Regions from separate parts of the Homo sapiens genome. Here region 1 is linked to region 2. Evidence: chromatin loops called from intact Hi-C (ENCODE). Cell type or tissue: dorsolateral prefrontal cortex. All regions are shown on one strand. Links, peaks and the distances in the headings refer to the core of each region. The heading gives the core; the rest is flanking DNA. Region 1 has its middle 21 kb from the start of TRIM61. Region 2 has its middle 20 kb from the start of FAM218A.

Evidence for each region. Hi-C counts contacts between places; a loop is a spot of excess contacts. Peaks named below come from ENCODE experiments on the same cell type or tissue, not always from the same donor. Only the 100,000 strongest peaks of a DNase experiment are listed, where the experiment ranks them.
Region 1: it touches region 2 in a loop (3-fold over the local background); 8 of 110 quality-filtered maps call a loop at or near these places.

What each region holds. Positions count from the first base shown.
Region 1 is chr4:164,996,253-165,001,634 of GRCh38, forward strand. No RefSeq gene overlaps it. Among named protein-coding and RNA genes, the nearest start is that of TRIM61, 21 kb to the left of the region's middle. RefSeq lists enhancers at 1-768, 769-1,549, 5,083-5,382. In dorsolateral prefrontal cortex, for the core only: no CTCF peak of the experiment used is centred there; a DNase peak (open chromatin) is centred at 2,450; H3K4me3 peaks cover 1,220 bases; H3K27ac peaks cover 2,233 bases.
Region 2 is chr4:164,934,630-164,940,011 of GRCh38, forward strand. It overlaps the pseudogene LOC391710. Among named protein-coding and RNA genes, the nearest start is that of FAM218A, 20 kb to the right of the region's middle. RefSeq lists enhancers at 1,054-1,183, 1,494-1,803, 1,844-1,893. In dorsolateral prefrontal cortex, for the core only: a CTCF peak has its summit at 3,099 (motif pointing right); a DNase peak (open chromatin) is centred at 3,104.

The sequences.
Region 1 (5,382 bases), core at 174-5,173, 62 kb after region 2:
GGGGGAAACTGCCTTAGGGCTGGAGGTGGGACATGCGGGCAGCAATACTACTCTTTAAGGCATTGAGATGTTTATGTGTATACATATCTAAAGCACAGCACTTAATTCTTTACCTTGTTCAAGATGCAGAGACCTTTGTTCATGTGTTTATCTGCTGACCTTCTCTCCACTATTATCCTATGACCCTGCCACATCACCCTCTCCGAGAAACACCCAAGAATGATCAATAAATACTAACGGAACTCAGAGGCCGAGGTGGGATCCTCTATATGCTGAATGCTGGTCCCCTGGGCCCCCTTATTTCTTTCTCTATACTTTGTCTATGTGTCTTTTTCTTTTTCAAGTCTCTCATTCCACCTAACGAGAAACACCCACAGGTGTGGAGGGGCAACCTACCCCTTCATCTGGTGCCCAAGGCTTTTCTCTAGGGTGAAGGTACGCTCGAGTGTGGTCATTGAGGACAAGTCGACGAAGAGATCCTGAGTACGTCTACAGTCAGCCTTACGGTAAGCTTGTGCACTCGGAAGAAGCCAGGGTAACAATGGGGCAAACTAAAAGTAAATATGCCTCTTATCCCAGCTTTATTAAAATTCTTTTAAAAAGAGGGGGAGTTAGAGTATCTACAAAAAATCTAATCAAGCTATTTCAAACAATAGAACAATTTTGCCCATGGTTTCCAGAACAAGGAACTTTAGATCTAAAAGACTGGAAAAAAATTGGCAAAGAACTAAAACGAGCAGGTAGGGAGGGTAAAATCATCCCACTTACATTATGGAATGATTGGGCCATTATTAAAGCATTTTTAGAACCATTTCAAACAGAAGAAGATAGCATTTCAGTTTCTGATGCCCCTGGAAGTGGTGTAATAGATTGTAAAGAAGAGACAGGGAGAAAATCCCAGAAAAAAATGGAAAGTTTACATTGTGCGAATATGTAGCAGAGCCGGTAATGGCTCAGTCAATGCAAAATGTTGACTATAAACAATTACAGGAGGTGATATATCCTGAAACGTTAAAATTAGAAGAAAAAGGTCCAGAATTAGTGAGGCCATCAGAGTCCAAACCACGAGAGCCAAGTCCTTTTCTAGCAGGTCAGATGCCCATAACATTACAACCTCAAACGCAGGTTAGAGAAAATAAGACCCAACCACCAGTAGCTTATCAATACTGGCCACTGGCTGAACTTCAGTATCAGCCACCCCCAGAAAGTCAGTATGGACATCCAGGAATGCTGCCAGCACTACAGAATAGGGTGCCACACCCTCAGCCGCCCACTTTGAGACTTAATCCTATGGCACCACCTAGTAGACAGGGTAGTGCATTACATAAAATTATTGTCAAGAAAATTATAGTCAAGAAAGCAAGGAGATACTGAGGTGTGGCAATTCCCAGTAATGTTGGAACTGATGCCACCTGGAGAAGGGGCCCAAGAGGGAGAGCCTCCCACAGTTGAGGCCAGATACAAGTCTTTTTCTATAAAAATGCTAAAAGATAGGAAAGACGGAGTCAAACAGTATGGACCCAACTCCCCTTACATGAGGACATTATTAGATTCCATTGCTCATGGACATAGACTCATTCCTTATGATTGGGAGATTCTGGCAAAATCGTCTTTCTCACCCTCTCAATTTGTACAATTTAAGACTTGGTGGATTGATAGGACACAAGAACAGGTCCGAAGAAATAGGGCTGCCAATCCTCCAGTTAACATAGATGCAGATCAACTATTAGGAACAGGTCACAATTGGAGCACTGTTAATCAACAAGCAGTAATGCAAAATGAGGCCATTGAGCAAGTTAGAGCTATTTGCCTTAGAGACTGGGAAAAATTCCAAGACCCAGGAACCGCCTACCCCTCATTTAATACAATAAGACAAGGCTCTAAAGAGCCCTACCCTGATTTGTGGCAAGGCTCCAAGATGCTGCTCAAAAGTCAATTGCCGATGAAAATGCCCAAAAAGTCATAGTGGAATTGATGGCATACGAAAACGCCAATCCTGAGTGTCAATCAGCCATTAAGCCATTAAAAGGAAAGTTTCCCGCCGAATCAGATGTAATCTCAGACTATGTAAAAGTCTGTCATGGAATTGGAGGAGCTATGCATAAAGCTATGCTTATGGCTCAAGCAATAGCGGGAGTTGCTTTAGGAGGGCAAGTTAGAACATTTGGAGGGAAATGTTATAATTGTGGTCAAATTGGCCATTTAAAAAAGAATTGCCCAGTCTCAAATAAACAGAATATAACTATTCAAGCTACTACAACAACAGGTAAAGAGCCACCTGACTTATGTCCAAGATGTAAAAAAGGAAAACACTGGGCTAGTCAATGTCGTTCTAAATTTGATAGAAATGGGCACGAGCAAAGGGGCCAGCCTCAGGCCCTGCAACAAACTGGGGCATTCCCAATTCAGCCCTTTGTTCCTCAGGGTTTTCAGGGACAACAACACCCACTGTCCCAAGCACCTCAGGAAATAAGCCAGTTACCACAATACAACAATTGTCCCCTGCCACAAGCAGCAGTGCAGCAGTAGATTTATGTACTATGCAAGCAGTTTGTCTGTTTCCAGGGTAGCCCCCACAAAAAATCCCCACAGGGGTATATGGCCCACTGCCTGAGGGGACTATAGGACTAATCTTAGGAAGATCAAGTCTAAATCTAAAGGGCATTCAAATTCATACTGGTATGGTTGATTCAGACTATAAAGGCAAAATTCAATTGGTTATTAGCTCTTCAATTCCTTGGAGTGCTAGTCCAGGAGACAGGAATGCTCATTTATTACTCCTGCCTTATGTTAAGGTTGGAAATAGTGAGATAAAAAGAACAGCAGGGTTTGGAAACACAGATCTGACAGGAAAGGCTGCATATTGGGCAAGTCGGGTCTCAGAGAACAGACCTGTGCGTAAGGCCATTATTCAAGGAAAACAGTTTGAAGGGTTAGTAAACACTGGAGCAGATGTCTCCATCATTGCTTTAAATCAGTGGCCAAAAAATTGGCCTAAACAAAAGGCTGTTACAGGACTTGTCAGCATAGGCACAGCCTCAGAAGTGTATCACAGTACTATGATTTTACATTGTTCAGGGCCAGATAATCAAGAAAGTACTTCACATGTTAAAAAAACATTTATTATCTTGTCTCGCTGTAATGGGAGTTCCAGAAAAAATCAAAACTGACAATGGCCGGGTGTGGTGGCTCACGCCTGTAATCCCAGCACTTTGGGAGGCTGAGGCAGGCAGATCACCTGAGGTCAGGAGTTCGAGACCAGCCTCAACGTGGAGAAACCCCGTCTCTACTAAAAATACAAAATTAGACAGGCATGGTGGTGCATGCCTGTAATCCTAGCTACTCAGGAGGCTGAGGCAGGAGAATTGCTTGAACCTGGGAGGTGGAGGTTGCAGTGAGCCAAGCTCGCGCCATTGCACTCCAGCCTGGGCAACAAGAGCGAAACTCCATCTCAAAAAAAAAAAAAAAAAAAAAAAAAAAAACTGACAATGGACCAGGATATTGTAGTAAAGCTTTCCAAAAATTCTTAAATCAGTGGAAAATTTCACATACAACAAGAATTCTCTATAATTCCCAAGGACAGCCCATAGTTGAAAGAACTAATAGAACACTCAAAACTCAATTAGTTAAACAAAAAGAAGGGGGAGACAGTAAGGAATGTACCACTCCTCAGATGCAACTTAATCTAGCACTCTATACTTTAAATTTTTTAAACATTTATAGAAATCAGACTACTACTTCTGCAGGACAACATCTTACTGGTAAAAAGAACAGCCCACATGAAGAAAAACTGATTTGGTGGAAAGATAATAAACATAAGACATGGGAAATAGGGAAGGTGGTGATGTGGGGGAGAGGTTTTGCTTGTATTTCACCAGGAGAAAATCAGCTTCCTGTTTGGATACCCACTAGACATTTGAAGTTCTACAATGAACCCATCAGAGATGCAAAGAAAATCGCCTCCACGGAGATGGAAACACCAGCCACATGGATGGATAATCCTATTGAAGTATATGTTAATGATAGAGTATGGGTACCTGGCCCCACAGATGATTGTTGCCCTGCCAAACCTGAGGAAGAAGGGATGATGATAAATATTTCCACTGGGTATCGTTATTCTCCTATATTTGCCTAGGGAGAGCACCAGGATGTTTAATGCCTGCAGTCCAAAGTTGGTTGGTAGAAGTACCTACTGTCAGTCCCGTCAGTAGATTCACTTAACACATGGTAAGCGGGATGCCACTCAGGTAAATTATTTACAAGACTTTTCTTATCAAAGATCATTAAAATTTAGACCTAAAGGGAAACCTTGCCGCAAGGAAATTCCCAAAGGATCAAAAGACACAGAAGTTTTAGTTTGGGAAGAATGTGTGGCCAATAGTGCCGTGATATTACAAAACAATGAATTCGGAACTATTATAGATTGGGCACCTCGAGGTCAATTCTACCACAATTGCACAGGACAAACTCAGTCGTGTCCAAGTGCACAAGTTGAGTCCAGCTGTTGACAGCGACTTAACAGAAAGTTTAGACAAACATAAGCATAAAAAATAACAGTCTTTCTACCCTTGGGAATGGGGAGAAGAAGGAATCTCTACCCCAAGACCAAAAATAATAAGTCCTGTTTCTGGTCCTGAACATCCAGAATTAGGGAGGCTTACTGTGGCCTCATACCTCATAGAATTTGGTCTGGAAATCAAACTTTAGAAACGAGATTGTAAGCCATTTTATACTATCGACCTAAATTCCAGTCTAACAGTTCCTTTACAAAGTTGTGTAAAGCCCCCTTATATGCTAGTTGTAGGAAATATAGTTATTAAACCAGACTCAAACTATAACCTCTGAAAATTGCAGATTGTTTACTTGCATTGATTTGACTTTTAATTGGCAGCACCATATTCTGCTGATGAGAGCAAGAGAAGGCGTGTGGATCCCTGTGTCCATGGACCTACCGTGAGAGGCCTCACCATCCGTCCATATTTTGACTGAAGTATTAAAATGTGTTTTTAAATAGATCTAAAATATTCACTTTTACTTTAATTACAGTGATTATGGGATTAATTGCAGTCACAGCTACGGCTGCTGTGGCAGGAGTTGCATTGCACTCTTCTGTTCAGTCAGTAAACTTTGTTCATGATTGGCAAAAAATTCTACAAGATTGTGGAATTCACAATCTGGTATTGATCAAAAATTGGCAAATCAAATTAATGATCTTAGACAAACTGTCATTTGGATGGGAGACAGGCTCATGAGCTTAGAACATCGTTTCCAGTTACAATGTGACTGGAATATGTCAGAGTTTTGTATTACACCCCAAATTTATAATGAGTCTGAGCATCACTGGGACATGGTTAGAGCATCACTGGGACATGGTTAGACGCC
Region 2 (5,382 bases), core at 178-5,177:
TCATTTAAAATCAGAGGGATCCCTGGTAAACTAATTAGAGGGAAATAATAAAGTCTATAAAGGTTTTCCAATGATGCATTTCAACAGATGCTTAGGTTCAATCATCATCTAGGTTACAGAGACAGAAAAGTCAACCAGTACCTTTTAATCTTTTGTGTTGTTTAGATTCTTTTGGTAAATTTTGCATTTTCAACTTGAAATTGCAAATTAGGAAGCTTCCTCCAGTTTTTTTGTTTTGTTTTGTTTTGGTGCTTTTTTTTTTGTCCTCTCCTTGAATCTAGAATTTGGTGTTATTTTTCTTTCTCTTTCTTCCCCATCTCCCTGACTTTTCATGTCTATTGTTTTTTATTCTTTTTTTTTTTTGGTAAACGTGCAATATACTTTAGGGGCTGTTCCTTTTCATGTTATTATGTTTTGAAGTTTCTGACTCCAGAAAACCTTCTATTAGTACCATCACAGTTCTATGGGCACTGGAGGGTTACAGAGTTTAGGAACCCTGGTTGTAAGTTTGGTTGAAATTGACCACTTCGGTGAGCCACAGGGGTCACTGGTTTCTCCCCATAATTCTTTTTCTTTTTCTTTTTCTTTTCTTTCTTTCTCTTTTTTTTTTTTTTTTTTTTTTGAAACAAAGTCACATTATGTTGCCCAGGCTGTTGTCAAGCTCCTGAGCTCAAGCGATCATTACAGGTGTGAGATACTGTTCCCAGCTATCTCCCTATAATTCTGAAGATCAGAATCTTTGTTGTAACAAAGGCCTAGACAGCAGCAGAAAGCAAAGATATTTCTAGGGTCCTAATTAGCCATCTGCTCTTATGAGTGTGAGCCTCAATAGCTATTGTTTAAATGTTTGTCTCCACAAACCTCTTGTATTATAAACAATCACCCATGTGATTCCACTGAGAGGTGGAACCTAATGAGAGGGGTTTAGGTCTCAAGGGCTCCCCCTCATGGATTCATGCCATGCTAAAAAAGAGCTTTCCAGGGTATATACACCCACTCTGCTCTCTTTTTCTTTTCTTTGAGATGGAGTCTTGCTCTGTCACCCAGGCTGGAGTGCAATGACACAATCTTGGCTCTGCCATCTCTGCCTCTGGAGTTCAAATGATCCTCCCACTTCAGCCTCCCGAGTAGGTGAGACTACAGCTGCATGCCATCATGCCCAGCTAAGTTTTGTACTTTTAGTCGAGATAGGGTTTTGCTGTAGCAGGACGAGCCACAGACAAAACCTCTCAGACACCGAGTTGTAGAAGGAAGGGCTTTATTCAGCTGGGAGCATCAGCAAGCTACTGCCTTAAAATCCGAGCTCCCCAAATGCCCAATTTCTATCCCTTTTAAGGGCTCACCACACTAAAGATTTCACATGAAAGGGTCGTGATTGATTTGAGCAAGCAAGGCAGTACGTGACAGGGGCTGCATGCACCGGTGGTCAGAGAGAACCAGAACAGGGCAGGGAGTTTCACAACGTTCTTCTATACAATGTCTGGAATCTATAAATAACATCAGTTTCTAAGTTATGAGTTGATTTTTAACTACTGGGTTTAGGCCAGGCAGGCCCAGGCCTGGTTTTGGGCCTGGCCTCGGGTTGCCTGTCTTTGGTTTTACTTCCTTGTTGTTTTTTCTTAAAACAGGTACTGAGTATAAAACAATATAAAACAATATGAGAGGGTCTCTCTCTTCCCTAATTGCCATTTTGGCCAAGCTGGTCTTCAACTCCTGGCCTCAAGTGATCTGCCTGCCTAGGCCTCCCAAAGTGCTGAGATTACAGGCATGAGCCACTGCACTCAGCAGCTCCACCTCTGCTCTTTAGCCATGTCAGGAACAGCGTTTCTCCCTCCAGAGGCTGCAGCATTGAAGGCACCATCTTGGAAGCAGAGACCAGGCACTCACCTGACACCAAACCTGTCACTGCCTTGATCTTGAGCTTCCCAACTTCCAGAACGGTGAGAAATTAATTTCTCTTCTTTATAGATTACCAAATCTCAGGCATTCTCTCAAATCAGAACAAAATGGATTAACATAAGTAATTGTAATTTTCAACTAATGCTCAATCTCCAAATAGTGACTTCTTGCTTCACACAAGTGACCACCAAATGAGCCCGTATATGGCACAGGATACAATTTTTCCCCTATGTGCTCTATAGAACAGGCACCAGTTTGGAGGTGAGACACACGAACAATTGGTCACAAATTAGAGTTCCCCCTGAACTTACATCAGTCACAGCTTATGTTAGAATCTAGAAACACACCATGGAAAATTTAGGAAAGGCAGTGATTCTTATAGTTAAGATAAGGGATACCTCTTTTACCTTCATTTTATGATTAGTAATGTCACTAAGGTAATAGAGGGCTCTTCATTTAAAATCAGAGGGATCCCTGGTTACCTAATTGGAGGCAAAGGATTAAGTCTGCGAAGGTTTTCCAATTGATGCATTTCAACAGATGTTGAAGTTCAGTCACCATCCAGGTTACAGAAACAGAAAAGTCAATTAGCACCTTTTAAGCTTTTGTGTTGTACAGATTCTTTTGGTGAATTTTGCATATTCAACTGGTAATTGCAAATTAGGAATTTCTGTTGCAGTTTTTGTTGTTGTTCCTCTCCTTGAATCTGTGATTTGGTTTTATTTTTCTTTTTATTCCCTGTCTCTCTGACGTTCATGTCCATTGTTTTTTATTCTTTTTTTTTTTTTTTTGGAGACATTCAATACATTTTAGGGGTTATTCCTTTTAATGTGATTATGCTTTGACAATACATAATAATTTAACGTGATTATTGTCTAGGACAATACTGATTGTAACAGCTTGTGAAGAAGGTTCAATAGAGAAATAAGGCATAAACTTTTCTGTAAACTTATCAGTGGAATTATACACAGAGGATCTGTTTTTTAAATTATAAAAGACACAGCAATATGTCTGGACGGAGATGCACCACTCAAGGAGACAGTAAAAGGGACCTGAGTCCATGTTCCTATACTTAACTAACAAAATATTATCTAAATTACTGACCTAGGTCAGAGAATTCTCTCAAAGAGTCTCAGCCAAACTCAGTAAAAGCAGCACAAAGCAGCTGAGCTGAAAGTGCAGGCTCATCATGTGGCACAGAGCCAGTGAGCAAAGCAAAGCTAGAACAGCAATTCCCTGAAGGTGGCAGCCAACATCTGGATAATCCTGCTCACAATGGCCTTTGAAGGGGTCAGTTTGCATAGATAGTTTGCATTGAAGGGGTCAGTTTGCACCCTCCCTGACAACTGGTTCAGTGTTGAGACTGCTGATGCCACACAATCCAAGATTGTATGAAATGGACTCCTACTCCTGTAATGAGGTTTATGAGGAGAGAAGGGTGTCTACAGAGTTGATGCAAAAGTGACTTGAGAAAGCAGGGAAAGGAGACTGGTTTGGGGTTGTGATGGTGGTCATGGGTGGGGCTGCTGAAAGGGTCCTGCACTACCAGAGGCTTGCTAGGTCTGAACCTCCCACCTACACCAACAGAGGGAGCACCCAGGCTTTCTCATCAGCTTGTCCAGGGAGGGCAGAAGGGAAGAGAGAAGAGTGAGTCCCCCAATAATATCAGCAGTCAAACATAAACATGGAATCAGAACTTTTATTACAAATGCCCTCCAAGAACACAGGAAGAAAATATAGCTACATACAAAGGGTGCTCTAAGTAGTTCATCATTGGTCTATGACAATGTGATTGTAACAGCTTGTGAAGAAGGTGCAATAGAGAAATAAGGCATAAGCTTTTCTGTAAACTTACCAGTGAAAGTATACACATATGATCTGGTATTTAAATTATAAAAGGAAACTTCTCCCAACTCATAGTCCAGAAAAATGCCAACTTGCAGGACTTCTGTGTTCCTTGTACTGCATGAACTACGGAATGGCTGAATTTGCCAGCACCCCATCTGTGGAGTTGGTGATGTAAGACCATCTCTGGGAAACATTTCTTTACACACACCAAGGAACCATGTACCTTTGCTCTCACTTCTACTTGCCAAAAGTGTCTCCCAGCATCAAATCCCTCACAGCTTCAGACAGCTGGGTAAAAACTAAATGACTGAAGATTATCAGTAAAGTGTGGGTTCATCATTCTAAATATCACACTTTCTGTCTCTTGAGATAATAAGACTAGGGTGGGCTGTTTCTGGATCTAGTGTCAAATCTTCCTGAAATGGGCTCATCATTTTTTTCAGGCCAAAATAAGGTGGAGAGAGACTCAAACTCTCCTTCCTTGATTCCTATGAGAAGACTGCAGGGGTTTTCAGGTGGTCATATGTGTTGTAGCTGTTCTCAATACCTGTCAGCATATCCAGGTCTGCCTGAAAACTCTTCTCTGTTACTTCATTTAAGAGATTCTGTAGGCTGGGCGCGGTGGCTCACGCCTGTAATCCAAGCACTTTGGGAGGCAGAGGCGGGCAGATCATGAGGTCAGGAGATCGAGACCAGCCTGGCTAACACAGTGAAACCCCGTCTCTACTAAAAATACCAAAAATTAGCCGGGCAGGGTGGCGGGCGCCTATAGTCCCAGCTACTCGGGAGGCTGAGGCAGGAGAATGGCGTGAACCCTGGAGGCGGAGCTTGCAGTGAGCCAAGATTGAGCCACTGCACTCCAGCCTGGGCGACATAGCGAGACTCCGTCTCAAAAAAAAAAAAAAAAAAAAAAACAGATTCTGTAGTGTGGATAAGTGGCCTGAAATTTGTCTTTGGTTTTCAGTGAGTTTTTCTTTAGCATCCTTCTCTTCAATAAGTAGCCTGGCATGAATTACAGCTCGTTCCTTTACCAAGAAAGACTTAATTTCTTTAAATTCAAATTGTAATTCCTTCCTCCATGTTGCCATCTTCCTTTTCACATTAAGTGATCTCAAAATTGGGACTTCACACCGCATCTTGGCATGTTCAGTTTCCTTCTTTAGTGGCTTAATGTAGCTTTTGAGCTTCCTTCTGTGTGTAGCTGCAGCTTGCTCAATGGGCAACAAGGGATGATCCTGATGGTCAGAGGAGACCTTGCACTGGGGACACAATAGCTCCAGGTCCTTCTCACAGAGCAGGACTAGACCCTGACTGTGCTTCTCACAGAGGGGCTCCTCTTCCTGCCATTCCCTCTTGCTCGTCACGGTGAGAAGCTGCTGAACCATATCAGTCATGTGGCGCAACTGGGTGTTTGCTCCTGAGGTTCTCATCAGGGCAGTGACGGAGGCAGACAGGACAGGGGAGGACATCCTGTAAGTCTTCCCAGCACTGGTGGATGCAGGAGCGACAGAAGTTGTGCCCACAGTGAGTGGTGACTGGGTCCTTCATGTAATCCAGGCACATGGGGCAGCTGGCCTCTGCTTGGAGCTCAGCCAGAGAGGCTGCAAAGGCCATGGTGCAGGGAGGGATCTGTGT